2 separate regions of the Homo sapiens genome follow, and region 2 is linked to region 1. A link is an interaction called in ENCODE POLR2A ChIA-PET data of the cell type or tissue named here. Cell type or tissue: HepG2. All regions are shown on one strand. Each heading gives the region's core, and the rest is flanking DNA. Links, peaks and the distances in the headings are about the cores only.

Evidence for each region. ChIA-PET counts read pairs that join two places held together with the same protein. Peaks named below come from ENCODE experiments on the same cell type or tissue, not always from the same donor. Only the 100,000 strongest peaks of a DNase experiment are listed, where the experiment ranks them.
Region 2: POLR2A ChIA-PET joins it to region 1 with 12 read pairs; 16 of 35 experiments call an interaction of 5 or more read pairs at or near these places.

What each region holds. Positions count from the first base shown.
Region 1 is chr12:120,287,854-120,296,184 of GRCh38, forward strand. RNU4-2 (RNA, U4 small nuclear 2) reads right to left here and starts at 4,050; the gene lies at 3,906-4,050. It overlaps RNU4-1 (RNA, U4 small nuclear 1), which reads right to left and starts at 5,384; the gene lies at 5,240-5,384. It also overlaps a transcript of SIRT4 not described here. RefSeq lists enhancers at 2,060-3,052, 3,053-4,044, 5,037-6,028 and silencers at 2,853-3,147, 3,885-4,084, 5,265-5,374. In HepG2, for the core only: a CTCF peak has its summit at 5,275; DNase peaks (open chromatin) are centred at 2,928, 3,868, 4,298 and 5,238; H3K4me3 peaks cover 2,727 bases.
Region 2 is chr12:120,492,146-120,500,476 of GRCh38, forward strand. DYNLL1 (dynein light chain LC8-type 1) reads left to right here and starts at 3,968. Exons shown (of 3, transcript NM_003746.3): 1 at 3,968-4,071; 2 at 4,271-4,408; 3 at 5,928-6,348. The coding sequence starts at 4,277. The coding sequence ends at 6,065. It overlaps NRAV (negative regulator of antiviral response), which reads right to left and starts at 3,801. Exons shown (of 2, transcript NR_038854.1): 1 at 3,678-3,801. RefSeq lists silencers at 3,512-3,561, 3,852-4,371 and an enhancer at 3,626-4,292. In HepG2, for the core only: a CTCF peak has its summit at 4,658 (motif pointing left); a DNase peak (open chromatin) is centred at 3,826; H3K4me3 peaks cover 3,136 bases.

The DNA.
Region 1 (8,331 bases), core at 41-8,040:
CTACTAAAAATACAAAAATTAGCTGGGCGTGGTGGCACATGCCTGTAATCCCAGCTATTCAGGAGGCTGAGGCAGGAGAATCGCTTGAACCCAGGAGGCAGAGGTTGCAGTGAGCTGAGATCGCACCATTACACTCCAGCCTGGGCAACAGAGCAAGACTCCGTCTCAAAAAAAAAAAAATATGTATATGTCAAACCTTCTCCAGCTGTCCTCATATGTGATTTGTTGGGCAAATACATTGGTATAGTCTTAGGGGTGCCAGTATAGGGATATCCCTTAAAACGCAAAATAAGCATGGCCTTTGAGGAGGCAATTCTACCTATAGAAATTTTCCCCACGCCCAGATTACCTGAGGCGAGGAGATCGAGACCAGCCTGACCAATATGGTGAAACCCTGTCTCTACTAAAGATACAAAATTAGTCAGGCGTGGTGGCAGGTGCCTGTAGTCCCAGCTATTCGGGAGGCTGAGGCAGGAGAATCGCTTGAACCCGGGTGGCGGAGGTTGCCATCAGCCGAGATCATGCCGCTGTACTCCAGCCTGAGCAACAAGAGCAAAACTTCGTCTCAAAAAAAAAGAAAGAAAGAAAGAAAGAGATTTCTCCCCAGAAATACCCCAAGAGTAAGGAAAGATGACGTAGCATCAAGCGTATTCATTATAGCATTGCTTATGGGAAAAACTGGAAACAACTCACGTGTCCAATAATGGGGGATTGGTTAACCTTGGTAGGTCACATCCATATGGGAAAAGGGGAATTAGGTGCTGGCATGGAAAATGTGTCCACAATGTATTGTACAGCAGAAAGAAAAAGGAAGTAATAGAACTATATGTAGAGTATAATCCAATTTTTTTTTTTTTTTTTGAGATGGAGTCTCGCTCTGTCGCCCAGGCTGGAGTACAGTGGCACGATCTTGTCTCACTGCAAGCTCCGCCACCCAGGTTCATGCCATTCTCCTCCCTCAGCCTCCCAAGTAGCTGGGACTACAGGCGCCCGCCACCACGCCTGGCTAATTTTTTTTGTATTTTTAGTAGAGACAGGGTTTCACCGTGTTAGCCAGGATGGTCTCGATCTCCTGACCTCATGATCCACCTGCCTCGGCCTCCCAAAGTGCTGGGATTACAGGTGTGAGCCACTGCGCCCGGCCAAGTATAATCCAATTTTTGTTAATAATTATGTTGACCTATAAGTAGAACATTTTGGAGGAATAATCTCACGTACCTGTGACTATCTCCTTGGAGTCAAGGTGAGATTATTGTGAGAGCCTTTGTCACTGTTTCATGTGTATATTTGAATTTTATATACAAACATGCAGTAATTTTTGTATTCAGAAAAAAGAATTTAGATTTGAAACAGAAAACAATGATACGTAAAAATCACATGAAGCCCTCTCTCCCCTCCTTGCTTGCAGAATAATAACAAAAAAATGGATCCACTTTAATATGGTTAATTTTATGTTATGTAAATTTTACCTCAATTTTTTTGTTTGGATTTTCCTTGTGGGGGATTTTGAGATAGGGTCTCACTCTGTCACCTGGGCTGGAGTGCGGTGGCGATATCACGGTTCACTGCAGCCTCGACCTCCTAGGCTCAAGCAACCCTCCTGCCTCAGCCTCCTGAGTAGCTAGGATTACAGGCAAACACTAATTTTTTAATTTTTCCAGGCACGATGGCTCATGCCTGTAATCTCAGCACATTGGGAGGCCAAGGCAGGTGGGTGGCTTGAGCCCAGGAGTTTGAGACTAGCTTGAGCAATATGCAAAACCTCCACCCCTACAAAAAATAAAATAAAATTAGCTGAGTGTGGTGGCACGTGCCTATAGTTCCATCTACTCAGGAGGCTGAGGTGAGAGGATCACTTGAGCCTGGGAAGTGGAGATTGCAGTGAGCTGATATTGCATGACTGCACTCCAGCTGGGGTGACGGGGTGAGACCCTGCTCTCTCCAAAAAACAAAAACAAAAAGAACAACAACAAAAACATTCTCATATTTTTTGGTAGAGACAAGTGTCTCATGATGTTGCCCAAGCTGGTCTTGAACTCTTGGACTCAAGAGATCCTCCTGCCTTGGCCTCCCAAAGTGCTGGGATTACAGGCGTGAGCCACCAGGTCCGGCCAAGAACCCATCTCTAATAAAAAATCTGCAATAAACAGTAAGTCGAGTTTTCTTCTAGCGTGTGATGATGCTAATTATACAATGCTACATTTCTTCCCCTGCTGTTCAAGCTGTGGACCCTGGACCAGCACCTGCGAACTTTTAGAAATGCAGAATCTTAGTCTCCATCCCAGGCCTCCTGAATTGGAATCTCTAGGAATGGGGATTCGATCTGTGTCTTAACAAATTCTCAAGGTTATTTTTATGCACGCCAAAATTTAAGAAATTGTTGTAGTTTGATTTTGAAAGGACATGCACTCTTCTTTTCACGTTATTTCTAAGTTTTGGATAACTTTTTTTTTTTTCTTTTTGAGACGGAGTCTCACTCTGTCGCCCAGGCTGGAGGGCAATGGCGCGGTCTTGGCTCACTGCAATCTCCGCCTCCCGGGTTCAAGCGACTCCCCTGCCTCAGCCTCCCGAGTAGCTGGGATTACAGGCGCCCACGACCATGGCTGGCTAATTTTTTTTTTTTTTTTTTTTTTTTGTATTTTTAGTAGAGATAGGGTTTCACCATGTTGGCCAGGCTGGTCTTGAACTCCTGACCTCGTGATCTGCCCGCCCTGGCCTCCCAAAGTGCTGGGATGACAGGCGTGGGCCACCGCTCCCGGCTTCTTCTTCTTTCTTTTTTCTTTTTTTTTGAGACAGAGTCTCACTGTCACCCAGGCTGGAGTGCAGTGGCGCAATTTCAGCTCACTGCTACCTTCGCCTCCACGTCTCCAGTCTGTGAGGTCCTTGAACTGGGGACTGAGTTTAATTTGCCACTGGAGCTGTTTTTCCCAGCACCGTCTTTGACCTTGTAGGTACTGTTGCCACCCTTTTTGCCACCTCTTTTTGCTACAGGCTGGAGGAGTCTTTTATGGGCGGTGTCCTAAGCAGGTCCAGCTGGATCCGCCATGCCCAGAGTTGTGACTCCTGAGGACCTCTGTCCATGGACAGCCCAGGTCTTCGTAAAAAGGTAAGACTGGAAGAGGCTGGTGTAGTGGGAACAAGTACCACACTAGGGGCAAGAGAACCTGATAAGCCCCAGCTCTGCCGAGGACTCCACAGTAGGACCTGAGCAATCTTCTGTGCCTTTTTCCCTCTTGGTCGCTTTAAAAGGAAGAAAACGCGGTGGTTCACACCTGTAATCCCAGCACTTCGGAAGGCCGAGGTAGGCGGATCACCTGAGGTCAGGAGTTTGAAACCAGCCTGGCCAAGAAGGCGAAACCCCGTCTCCACTAAAAATACAAAAATGAGCCGGGCGTGATGTTGGGCTCCCGTAATCCCAGCTACTCCGGAGGCTGAGACAGAGAATCGCTTGAACCCGGAATGTGGAGGTTGCAGTCAGCCGAGATCGCGCCACTGTACCCCAGCCTGGGAAACAGCGAAAACTCCGTCTCAAAAAAAAAAAAAAAAAAAAAAAGGAAGACTTTGGATGTATTAATGTGTTAGTTTTAGAGTTCCCCTTCCCTTTAAGGGAATCTGTGACCTTCAGTGACAAAGGAAGTGGAGTAGCTCACTCGCTGGCTGCATTTGGATAAAAAAGATTAACGATAACTGTCTTAGTTAGAACCCAGTTCCCAACATAGTGTCATACATTTTGGAAAACAACTCACAGTACCCGCACAGAACCCCGGACATTCAATCACGGAATACTCCTGAACAACAACCAAAAAACTATCATAGGAACAGCTCATAACTTATCAAACCAAACATAAGACACAACCTGCTATAATACAACTTCCTAAAACCCTTTTCTTTAGACTTTTAAAAATTCAGTCTCCGTAGAGACTGTCAAAAATTGCCAATGCCGACTATATTTCAAGTCGTCATGGCGGGGTATTGGGAAAAGTTTTCAATTAGCAATAATCGCGCCTCGGATAAACCTCATTGGCTACGATACTGCCACTGCGCAAAGCTGGAAAGGTTCTGTTCGCGCCCCGCTCCCCCACGGATGATGACTACCATTACATTGAGGGTGAGTGCCTGCCCGTGTGTCCGTGTATACGACGTGTTCCCACTCCACCAGCCGTATTTAAGGCCCATCTGCATAGGAGGTTTCTTGTTGTTGGAACATCCCGTGTCAAACATTCAGGTTTTGAAAACCATAAGAATATTCGCTTGGGACGCTGGGGAATCTTATGCAAATCAACGTGACGTCACAGAGATGACTCGGTTGAGACTTGAATTTTGAGCGAGGAGAGTGAGCAGTGGGAAAGCGAGCCTGGAGGGCGCAGACGGACGACTAGCTGTGCTCGAGGGTGCGGAAACAGCAGGGTGGGGGGAGTTGGGAATAATTTTAGGACGTCACTGTGACAAAATCTGAATGGAGAACACGGCTGGGCGCGGTGGCTCACGCCTGTAATCCCAGCACTCTGGGAGGCCGAGGCGGGTGGATCACGAGGTCAGGAGTTCAAGACCAGCCTGGACAAGATGGTGAAACGGGGTCGCTACTAAAAATACAAAAAAATCAGCGGGGTGCGGTGGGCAGGCGCCTGTAATCCCAGCTAGTCGGGAGGCTGAGGCACGAGAATCGCTTGAACCCGGGCGGCAGTTTGCAGCGAGCCGAGATCGCGCCAGTGCACTCCAGCCTGAGCGACAGACTTCGTCTCAAAAAGAAAACAACAGTGCGAGAGAAAGAAAACAGGACAGCCAGCTGGCAAGAAAAGTCAACACCGCCCTGCATTTACCTTAAAAGTAGAGATCACAAAATCAGCAACTCCAACTTTCACAAACGGAAATCGCTAAACAGGGGTTCGGCAAAGTTTGCAGCGAGCCGAGATCACGCCAGTGCACTCCAGCCTGAGCGACAGACTTCGTCTCAAAAAGAAAACAGTGCGAGAAAGAAAACAGGACAGCCAACTGGCAAGAAAAGTCAACACCGCCCTGCTTTTACCTTAAAAGTAGAGATCACAAAATCAGCAACTCCAACTTTCATAAACGCAAATCACTAAAACAGGTAAACTTGCAGGTGCTCTCGCGAATCAGCTGGTAAGACACTTCCCCATCTCTCATTTAGAGAGTTTGCGAACAAGTACTCTTCAACCTCCCAAAACCAAGCACCCCCACACACACAAAAAAAGCCTCTGTTGTTCAACTGCAAGAAAATTCAGTCTCCGTAGAGACTGTCAAAAATTGCCAGTGCCGACTATATTGCAAGTCGTCACGGCGGGGTATTGGGAAAAGTTTTCAATTAGCAATAATCGCGCCTCGGATAGACCTCATTGGCTACGATACTGCCACTGCGCAAAGCTAATTTGTTACGCCCCCTGCTCATCACTCCCAATAAACCAGCTTCCTATTTCGCAAAGGTGAGTTTAGGGCCTATGGAAAAATCTTCACTTATTGCTTGCTTGAAAATTATACAATCATAGAAAGATGTTTGTGACCTGCGTAGGTGGTTTCTGCATATCGTTGCTGATTTCACTTAGCTAGGTTTTTGTTGATATGAAGCAAAGCACTATGGGAGGAACATGCTAATAGACTTAATTCAGAGACTGCGAAGGGCTTTTGAGAGAAAAGGGATCAAAATCAGGGTTCTGTTCACTTGGCTCCAGATTCAGTGTAACAGACTTCTCCAAAGACGATTATTGTTTTGTCTTTTTTCTTTTTCAAACTTTTTTTTAAATTATGCCAAAGTATACATAAAATTTACCATTTTAACCTTAAGTGTAAATTCACTGGCATAGAATATGTTCACATTGTTGTGTAACCATCATCACTACTTACCTCCAGAACTTTATCTTTCATGCCCAAGGGTGGAAACTGAGACTCTGTACCCATTAAACCCTTACTCCCTGTTCCCTTCTCCTCCAGCCCCCGTGGCAACCTCTTTTCTACTTTCTATCTCTATGACTTTGTGAGTACTTTATATATATATAAATGGAATCATACAATATTTGTCCTTGAGGTCAGTCTTATTTCATTCAGAATAATGTTTTTAAGGTTCATCCATGTTGTAGTATATATCAGGAATTCATTAATTTTATGGCTGAATAATATTTCACTGTATGAGATGTTATCTTTTTTTTTTTTTGAGATGGAGTTTTTGCTCTTGTTGCCCAGGCTGGAGTGCAGTGGCATGATCTCGGCTCATTGCAACCACTGCCTCCCGGATTCAAGCGATTCTCCTGCCTCCATCTCTCAAGTAGCTGGGATTACAGATGCATGCCACCACTCTTTGTATTTTTAGTAGAGACAGGATTTCACCATGTTGGCCAGGCTGGTCTCAAACTCCTGACCTCACGTGATCTGCCTGCCTCGGCCTCCCAAAGTGCTGGAATTACAGGTGTGAGCCACTTCACCCAGCCCATTTATTCTTGTCTATTTTTTTTTTTGAGACGAAGTTTTGCTTTTGTTGCCCAGGCTGGAGCGCAATGGCGAGATCAACCTCCGCCTCCCAGGTTCAAGCGATTCTCCTGCCTCAGCCTCCCGAGGAGCTGGGATTATTTTTAGTAGACACGGGGTTTCACCATGTTGGTCAGGCTGGTCTTGAACTCCTGGCCTCAGGTGATCCACCCGCCTTGGTTTCCCAAAGTGCTGGGATTACAGCCGTGAGCCACCGCGCCCGGTCCCATTCATTCTTTTTTGAGACAGCTTTTGGCTCTGTCGCCCAGGCTGGAATGCAGTGGCGCGATCTCAGCTCACTTCAACCTCTGCTTCCAGGCCTCAAGTGATCCTCCTCCCACTTCAGCTGGATACTTTCTGTATTTTTCGTACAGACAGGATCTCACCATGTTGCCCAGGCTGGTCTCGAACTCCTGGGCCCAAGTGATCCTCCCATCTTGGCCTCCCAAAGTGCTGGGACTATAGGCATGAGCTGCCGCCCGGACCAACTGTTTATCCTTTTTTTTTTTTTTTTTGAGGGGGAGTCTCGCTCTGTTGCCCAAGCTGGAGTACATAGACTCAATCTCAGCCCATGCAACCTCCGCCTCTGGGGTTCAAGCAGTTCTCCTGTCTCAGCCTCCCGAGTAACTAACTGGGATTACAGGTGCGTGCCACCAATCCTGGCTAATTTTTGTATTTTTAGTAGAGACAGGGTTTCACCATGTTGGCCAGGCTGGTCTCAAGCTCCTGACCTCAAGTGATCCTCCTGCCTCAGCCTCCCAAAGTGCTGAGCCACGGCGCCCGGCCTATCCATTTATTTTTAGATGGTCATTGCTGGTTTCCACCTTTTGTCTATGGGAATAATGCTGCTATTGGTGTGCAAATATCAGCTTAAGTTTCTGTTTTCCTTTTTTTTTTTTTTGAGACTGAGTTTCGCTCTTGTTGCGCAGTCTGGACTGCAAAGGCGCAATCTCAGCTCACCACAACCTCTGCCTCCTGGGTTCAGGTGATTCTCCTGCCTCAGCCTCCCAAGTAGCTGGGATGACAGGTATGCGCCACCATGCCTGGCTAATTTTATATATATATATGTATAAATATATATATAGATAATTTTTTTTTTTTTTTTTTTTTTAGTAGAGACGGGGTTTCTCCATGTTGGTCAGGCTGGTCTTGAACTCCTGACCTCAAGTGATCTGCCTGCCTCGGCCTCCCAAAGTGCTGGGATTACAGGTGTGAGCCACCGCGCCTGGCCCCTGTTTTCTATTCTTTGGTGTACATACCTAGAAGTAAAATTGCTGGATCATATGTTAATTCAAAAGGGTTTGGACACCTTAATTCAAAAAGAGGCTCAAATAATAAGGATTTATTTCCACAGAATGTTCACAGTTTCTAAAATTTGAAGCAACTTTCACCCTCACTGCCTGTTTTCCTTCAGGATGTAGAAAGCTATTAGAAACCTACATCTGGTCTAGGTGTGGTGGCTCGAGCGTGTAATCCCAACGCTTTGGGAGGCCAAGGCAGGTGGATCACCTGAGGTCAGGAGTTCAAGATCAGCCTGGTAACATGGCGACATCCCTGTAAATACAAAATACAAAAATACAAAATTACAAAAATACAAAATACAAAAATTAACGGGGCGTGGTGGCGCTTGCCTGTAATCCCAGCTACTAGGGGGGCTGAGGCAGGAGGATCGCTTGAACCTGGGAGGTAGAGGTTGCCATGAGCTGAGATCATGCCACTGTAATCCAGCCTGGGTGACAAAGCGAGACTCCGTCTCAAAAAAAAAAAAAAAAAAAAAAAAAAAGAAAGTAACATTTCCCCCAACATTTTATCATAAAAAATTGTAAACACGAAAAGTTCAAAGAATTCCTCAGT
Region 2 (8,331 bases), core at 295-8,294, 200 kb after region 1:
AGAATTGTTATGAGAAGCCAATGAGATAATGTGTCTAAATGTCTGGTACATGGTAAGGTCTCAATATACAGTGGCAATAGCTACTATTTATTATACCGTGGCTAGGTCTCTAGATGCATTATTTAATATAATCCCTGCCACCAACCTATAACGAAGATGTGATCTCCATTTAAAAATCAGGAACCTACGAGGTGGGTGGATCACCTGAAGTCTGGAGTTCGAGACCAGCCTGGCCAACATGGTGAAACCCTGTCTCTACTAAAATACAAAGATTAGCCAGGTGTAGTGGCAAACGCCTGTAATCCCAGCTACTCGGGAGGCTGAGGCAGGAGAATCGCTTGAACCCAGGAGGGTGAAGTTGCAGTGAGCTGAGATCGCACTACTGCACTCCAGCCTGGGTGACAGAGCAAGAGTCCGTCTCAAAAAAAATAAATAAATAAAAATAAAAAATAACAATCAGGAACCTGTGCCTTGGAGAGGTTAACTAACTTGAAGGAGCTCATAGCTTAGGTTGATTCCAAAGCCCGTGCTCTCAGAAACATTAACCCCTAGTTATAATTTCCTGTGGCAAGAATGAAAAATGCAGGTTTTCAGGCTTAGAAGGATTTTTAAGCAAGTTTATCAGGCAGGAGTAGATATAGTAAGTTGCCAAAATGTGTGATGCTACAGAACCCCATATGGGCCACTTCAGGGGGACCTGGTGAAGGAATCTCACATTTATTCTAGGAGTCTGGGTTATTGTAGAAGAGTTTTTTTTTTTAATCCTCCTTAGGTTCTGAATCCCTTTATGAATCTGATGGAAGCTAAGGATCCTCTCTTTGGAAAAATGCCTGTAAGCACTACATACATTTTTGTGCATAATTCCAGAGGGCTTGGAAAACCTTTGCAATCCGGTCGTGGACCCCATTTAAGAACCCTCCTCGAGGGTAGCATTTTCCAAGTGCAGGACACATATCACTCATAGTGTCTGAGATCAGTTTAACAATGCAAAAACAAATGTTTTATATTCTAATATTTATATTTTATAGTTACCTTCTATTTATGGCCAATGAGACTGGCTTTCCATTTATGGTAATGATATAAATTTGTCTTTTAAAAGCATACTTATTAGGCCGGGTGCGATGGCTCACGCCTGTAATCCCAAAACTTAGGGAGGCCAAGGCAGGCGGATCACTTGAGCTCAGGAGTTCAAGACCAGCCTGGCCAACATGGCAAGACCCTGTCTCTACAAAAATAGAAAAATTAGCCGGGCATGGTGGTGTGCACCTGTATCCCAGCTACTCAGGAGGCCAAGGCAGAAGAATCACTTGAACCCAGATCGCGCCACTGCACTCCAGTCTGGGCGACAGAGTGAGACTCCATCTCAAAAAAATAAAATAAAATAAAAAGTATACTTATTTAAAAAATAAAGGGAGTTCAAATAAAATTATTATATAGAATATTATATACAGTATTATTTTTTATTTTTTATTTATTTATTTTTTTTGAGAGAGTCTCGCTCTGTCTCCCAGGCTGGAGTGCAGTGGTGCGATCTCGGCTCACTGCAAGCTCAGCCTCTGGGGTTCACGCCGTTCTCCTGCCTCAGCCTCCCAACTAGCTGGGACTACAGGCGCTCACCACCACGCCCGGCTAATTTTTTTTTTTTTTGTATTTTTAGTAAAGATGGGGTTTCACCATGTTAGCCAGGATGGTCTTGATCTCCTGACCTCGTGATCCGCCTGCCTCGGCCTCCCAAAGTGCTGGGATTACAGGCGTGAGCCACCACACCCGGCCATATAAGGTATTATTAATGAACAATTACATTACTATATTATGATGATAGTATTATTATAGTAAAAATTAAATAAATAATAACAGGGGTAGTGTAGTGTAGATATGGAAAAAAATCATGAGGATGATTTAGGAAATTTCCCTGGGGTTTCTACTTAGTGGAGTCACCGTGGCTTTACTTTAGTGTCATTTGCATTTCCAGGGTCCTCACTTGTTGTCAACCTATTTCTTCCTCAAGAGAGGTACTATAGTAATATTATAACTCCTCAAACCCTGAATCTCATCATTAGAAACATGGAACTGGAAAAAGCTGTTGATTTAATTGATATGCATATGTTGAACCTGAAAAGGTTCTAATTATTGCCATTTTTTTCCTTTTTTTTTTTTTTGAGACGGAGTTGCCCAGGCTGGAGTGCAATGGCGCGATCTCGGCTCACTACAGACTCTGTGTCCCGGGTTCAAGTGATTCTCCTGCCTCAGCCTCCTGAGTAGGTGGGATTACAGGCACGTGCCACCATGCCCAGCTAATTTTGTATTTTTAGTAGAGATGGGGTTTCTCCATGTTGATCAGGCTGGTCTCAAACTCCTTACCTCAGGTCATCCACCCGCCTCGGCCTCCCAAAGTGCTGGGATTATAGGCATGAGCCACCGCACCCGGCCTATTCCCATCTTTTTCTTTCTGGAGTTGTGTGCCTCTGCTCAAATTGTTTTATTTTTATTTTTTGAGATGGGGTTTGGCCATATTGCCCAGGCTGGTCTCCAACTACTGAGCTCAAGCGATCCCCTTGACTCGGCTTCTCAAAGTGCTGGGATTACAGGTGTGAGCCATCATGCCCAGCCACAAATTGTTTTAAGGAGTAATGAGAGTAGATGGTCAGAGGAAAATGTAGAAATGTAAATAGGAAGCTTCCAGATACATGATTAACCTGATAACTTATTTATGGAGGTTCGAAAAATACATTATAGGCATTTCAGAGCTGGTTGTTCAAAACCTTGCTGTGGCCTTTGGGATAGTTGTATAAACTGACAATTATTGATAAGATTCATTGATCATTTACTATGTGCCTCACATTGTGCTGAGAGAACTTCAAATGTTTAATACTGCTAACAAGCGTATGAACTGGTTTCCTTTTACATTTAGTCCTCCTTTACTTAAAGAAGACATTCAAATAGCTAGTAAATGACAGTGCTGGGATTTAAATCCAGATCTGACTTGTCCCTCAACTCCCCCAAGATCTTGCTTTTTTAACCACTTCGTGTCTCCTCCCTAAGCCAGAGGGGACGTCATCTCTCTAACGGCCGCTTTTTCGTCCATTAGAATACCTCCTCCTCAGAGATAAATCCCAACCAAGAATCTCTCCCACACAGGAAAGACTGCCTCACCTGAGCAAGAAGCTTCACCCTGGACAAAAACCCCGGGGCTCAACACTCCCAAATCCACCCGGATCCCCATCCCCAACCCCTTAAAGGATGTCCGCATTGCTTGGCAGAGACCCCACTCTTGGGGATAATCCCTTAATTCGTAAGGAAACACCCTCCCTCCTTGAAGCCCTCCCTCAATCCTGAGGATGCCCTCCCCTAAATATTTCAGAGCAGAACCGACTACAAATGGGGCCCAGTGCAAAATGAAAACGTAAGGGTCCCTCCTGTGAGACTGCACTGCTGGTTTACCCACGAAGCCGGCCCTGCTTCAGAGATACCCTTTCAGTAAAGGGAGAGGCCACCTCTGTCGTAATCCTGCTAACCTGGGGTGCGAGATCATGCGACCTGTCGTGGTGGGGGGGCGGGGGGGTGGGGGCAGGAATGGCCACCAACTTCTAGAGACTGTTGTTCGAGAACACACCCTGGGACAACCTCCGTGAATTTGGAATCACTTCCCTTGGCCCCGGCAGAAGCTCCCTTCCTACCTCTCCAGACAGCTGGGTGGTCCTCGTAACCCGGCCGGGGCTCCACCTTCTGGGTGTGTGGGCCTCGTAGCGTGCGGCCCATTGCCCGGGCAACCGACGCCGTGAGCGGTGCATTGTGGTCTGCAACAAAATGCAGGAGAAAGATCCTGAGGGAACCATGGAGTCAATGGACCAATGGAAGAATGCCGTGGGCTGCGTCAAGCCAATAGGGTCGCGCGGCGAGGGGCGGGGCCGGCGGGAGCAGGGCGGGGCCTGAGCACTAGGCGGCGGCGGCTGGCGTGGGGCTGCTTAGATGCGCCACGGTTTCGGTAGCGACGGTATCTCTAGCCGGGCCTGAGCTGTGCTAGCACCTCCCCCAGGAGACCGTTGCAGTCGGCCAGCCCCCTTCTCCACGGTGAGAAACTCGGGGGGCCAGGGGGTGTCCTCGCTGCCTTATTTCGCCCCACTCCGGACTTAGCCCTCCGCGTAGCCCGCGCTTCCTGAGAAGTGGGGTGGGGGGCGTCGTCCCGTGGTGGCGCCGGCCGGGGTGGGGGCAGTTAGTGCCTGGGGGGCGCGGCCCAACTCAACCCCTTACCCCAGGCCTTGCCCACTAGGTAACCATGTGCGACCGAAAGGCCGTGATCAAAAATGCGGACATGTCGGAAGAGATGCAACAGGACTCGGTGGAGTGCGCTACTCAGGCGCTGGAGAAATACAACATAGAGAAGGACATTGCGGCTCATATCAAGAAGGTGAGGATGGGCGCGGGGGCCGATACGCAGCCGGGAGCAGGGGGTTCCTTCCCCCCGATCCTGCTTTCCTAAGGGCGCCTGACAGGTCCCGGGAATACTGCTGGCGGCTTGGGGCGTAGAAGCTTCCAGAAAGGACGCAGATGCATTTTGCGCTCCTGTGGAGAAGACCAGACCCCCGGCGTCCGAAGTTTTTTTTTTTTTTTTTTTAATTACCCAGCTCCGCGGGGGGAAAGCGCCACCTAGCAACGGTATCTAAGATCAGGGAGCAGCGGTTCCCCCTTCTGTGTGGTTCCTGCGCCGAGGATCCATCTGGGTGTTCCGGAGGGGGGAGCTGCGTGGGTGTTTCCAGCCGGGCCGGGAGGAGATCTTGCCAGCCTTCCAGTGGGGAGTTGAGGGAAGGTGGTGGGTGGTGGCGGGGCTGGGGGCTGGGGTAGGGGCTTGGTAAATGGCAGTCTAGAAAGCCGGCAGGACTGCCAACTTCTCGAGCAGTGTTTGCTGGAAGGGAAGAAAGCTGGCAGCCTAAGCCGTGGGAGGGTTCCAGTCGAGAATGGGAAGATGAAAGACTTCAGATGGAACAGAAATAAATGCCTTTTTTGACAAACGCAGCAGTGCGTGCCTCTAGCTTGCAAGAGCGTTACTCCCCTTCATAGCTTTAAAAGGTTTTCGCACTGCGTGCAGTTAGAGTAGCTAAATCTTGTGTGACGCTCCACAAACACTTGTAAGAATTTTGCAGAGAAAGATAACCGTTGCCACCCAATGCCCCCCACAGGCATTCTACTCCCCAGTACCTCTTAGGGTGGGAGAAATGGTGAAGAGTTGTTCCTACAACTTGCTAACCTAGTGGACAGGGTAGTAGATTAGCATCATCCGGATAGATGTGAAGAGGACGGCTGTTTGGATAATAATTAAGGATAAAATTTGGCCAGTTGACAGATTCTGTTTCCAGCAGTTTTTACAGCAACAGTGGAGTGCTTCAGTATTGTGTTCCTGTAAATTTAATTTTGATCCGCAATCATTTGGTATACAATGCTGTTTGAAGTTTTGTCCTATTGGAAAAGTCTTGTGTTGCAGGGGTGCAGTTAAGATCTTTGTGATGAGGAATGGGATGGGCTAATTTTTTGCCGTTTTCTTGGAATTGGGGGCATGGCAAATACAGTAGGGTAGTTTAGTTCTCTACACAGAACATGATAAACTACACCTGTTGATGTCACCGTCTGTCAATGAATATTATAGAAGGTATGAAGGTGTAATTACCATAATAACAAAACACCCTGTCTTTAGGGCTGACCTTTCGTCCTTTGACCTCCTCAGCCTCCATTCCCATCTTCGCTCAGACTGCAAGTATGTTTGTATTAATGTACTATGTAGGCGGCTTGGAGCTGGGGAACATTCTTTCATTCTAAGAATTTGCAGATGCTGACGTTCCTCCTTTCTGCCCCTACAGGCTCTGGCTTATCCAAGAGGCAAACACTGACCTCTGGTAATTAAAATCCTAGTTCTTTTCTTTTGTCTTTTCCAGGAATTTGACAAGAAGTACAATCCCACCTGGCATTGCATCGTGGGGAGGAACTTCGGTAGTTATGTGACACATGAAACCAAACACTTCATCTACTTCTACCTGGGCCAAGTGGCCATTCTTCTGTTCAAATCTGGTTAAAAGCATGGACTGTGCCACACACCCAGTGATCCATCCAAAAACAAGGACTGCAGCCTAAATTCCAAATACCAGAGACTGAAATTTTCAGCCTTGCTAAGGGAACATCTCGATGTTTGAACCTTTGTTGTGTTTTGTACAGGGCATTCTCTGTACTAGTTTGTCGTGGTTATAAAACAATTAGCAGAATAGCCTACATTTGTATTTATTTTCTATTCCATACTTCTGCCCACGTTGTTTTCTCTCAAAATCCATTCCTTTAAAAAATAAATCTGATGCAGATGTGTATGTGTGTGAATTACAATTTGTTCAAATAACAGCGTTGAAGACGGTCACTTGATCAGATGCCCAGGTTGGTGGGGATGAGTCCATCCTTACAGAAGTTAAGTTTCTGTGGGGTATTTCAGTACTCTTTAGTCACATTCTCTCACCCATCCTGCAACTGTTGTGCATGTTGAGAAATGCAGTGCATGATAAAGAAACATTTAAATTAAATCTTTAGTCCTAATCTGAAAAAAATCAATGTTTAAGGATATTTGTTAAGACATTGCTATAGAATGTTCTGGGCCTTTGGCCTCAGGTTGTGGTGATGGATGTGTATGTAGTAGTACTTGAAGCTTTCTATGGCTATAAAATGGAAATAAGCTCAAAACAAAGTTGGGATAATGAAATGGATTCCAGGACCCTTGTCTAGCCCCCTCCCCTGCCTAGAAAGAAGGTGGCCTTAGGGGAAAGTAAATGTTTCTGAGCAGCAGTTTTCATGCTCTTCTAATAATGTAAATTCCTGCAAAGACTTTATCAGCCTGCTGTGCTGTGCTTTGCTGTGGTCAGGAACAAGTGTGAATTGATACCTTTTCCTGAAAAGACCCAATTAAAGCTGGGGACAAGTAGCTATCAGAGGTTTCCTGCTATCAATTTTAAGAGGACTGCAGTCGTAGAAAAGCAAATATGGCAGACTTGTAGGTGGAAAGGAAATAAGACAGGCTGGAACAACCCACACCCATCTTGGGAAACTGCAAGAAGGGTCCTGACTTGTAGTTAGCCTATGTTTTCCCATGGATCTCTAAGATGCCATTGGGATTTCTAAGCAGCTAGGTGACTGCTACACAGAAGAGGGCGATAGATTGGAATTGATGGGTGATAACTCCCATTGTAAGAGTAGAATTAGGTCAGTAACATATTTGGAAGTTTATTTTTCTTCAGAATGTGTGGTTTTAAGAATCCTAGCAAAGTTGTGCTACTTTAGGATTGGAAGGGTTTCAGGGTAGAGGTGCAAGATTTTGACTTTTTTAAGACAGAGTTTCGCTCTTGTTGCCCAAGCTGGAGTGCAATGGCGTGATCTCAGCTCACTGCAACCTCTGCCTCCTGGGTTCAAGCAAGTCTCCTGCCTCAGCTTCCCAAGTAGCTGGGATTACAGGCATGTGCCACCATGCCCGGCTAATTTTGTATTCTTAGTAGAGATGGGGTTTCACCATATTGGTCAGGCTAGTCTCGAACTCCTGACCTCAGGTAATCTGCCCACTTCTGCCTCCCAAAGTGCTGGGATTACAGGCGTGAGCCACCAAACCTGGCAATTTTGACTATTGTGCCAGTTTTTTCCCTGCTGTCTGCAAAAAAGGATGAGGTACTGTGGAATAAACAGGAGACTGCAACTGGGGTAATTTTATGTTTGTATTTATATAAACAGACCGAAAATGTTCCTTTTTTCTAACTTTCATTTTTTTTGAGACTCCTATTGCCCAGGCTGGAGTGCAGTGGTGTGATCATAGCCCACTGCAACTTCAACCTCCTGGGCCCAAGTGATCCTGCCACCTCAGCCTCCAAAGTAACTGGGACCATAAGTACATGCCACCATGCCTAGCTAACTTTTGAATTTTTTGTAGAGCTGGAGTCTCCCTGTGTTGCCCAGGCTGGTCTTGAATTCCTGGGCTCAAGCAATCCTCCCAAGGTGTTGGGATTACAGGTACGAGCCACCACACCCGGTTTAATTCATATTTTTTCTTTTTTTTTTTTTTTTGAGACGGAGTCTCACTGTCGCCCAGGCTGGAGTACAGTGGCGCGATCTCGGCTCACTGAAAGCTCCGCCTCCCAGGTTCACACCATTCTCCTTCCTCAGCCTCCCGAGTAGCTGGGACTACAGGCACCCACCACCACGCAAGGCTAATTTTTTTTGTACTTTTAGTAGAGACGGTTTCACCATGTTAGCCAGGATGGTCTCGATCTCCTGACCTCGTGATCTGCCCACCTCGGCCTCCCAAAGTGCTGGGAT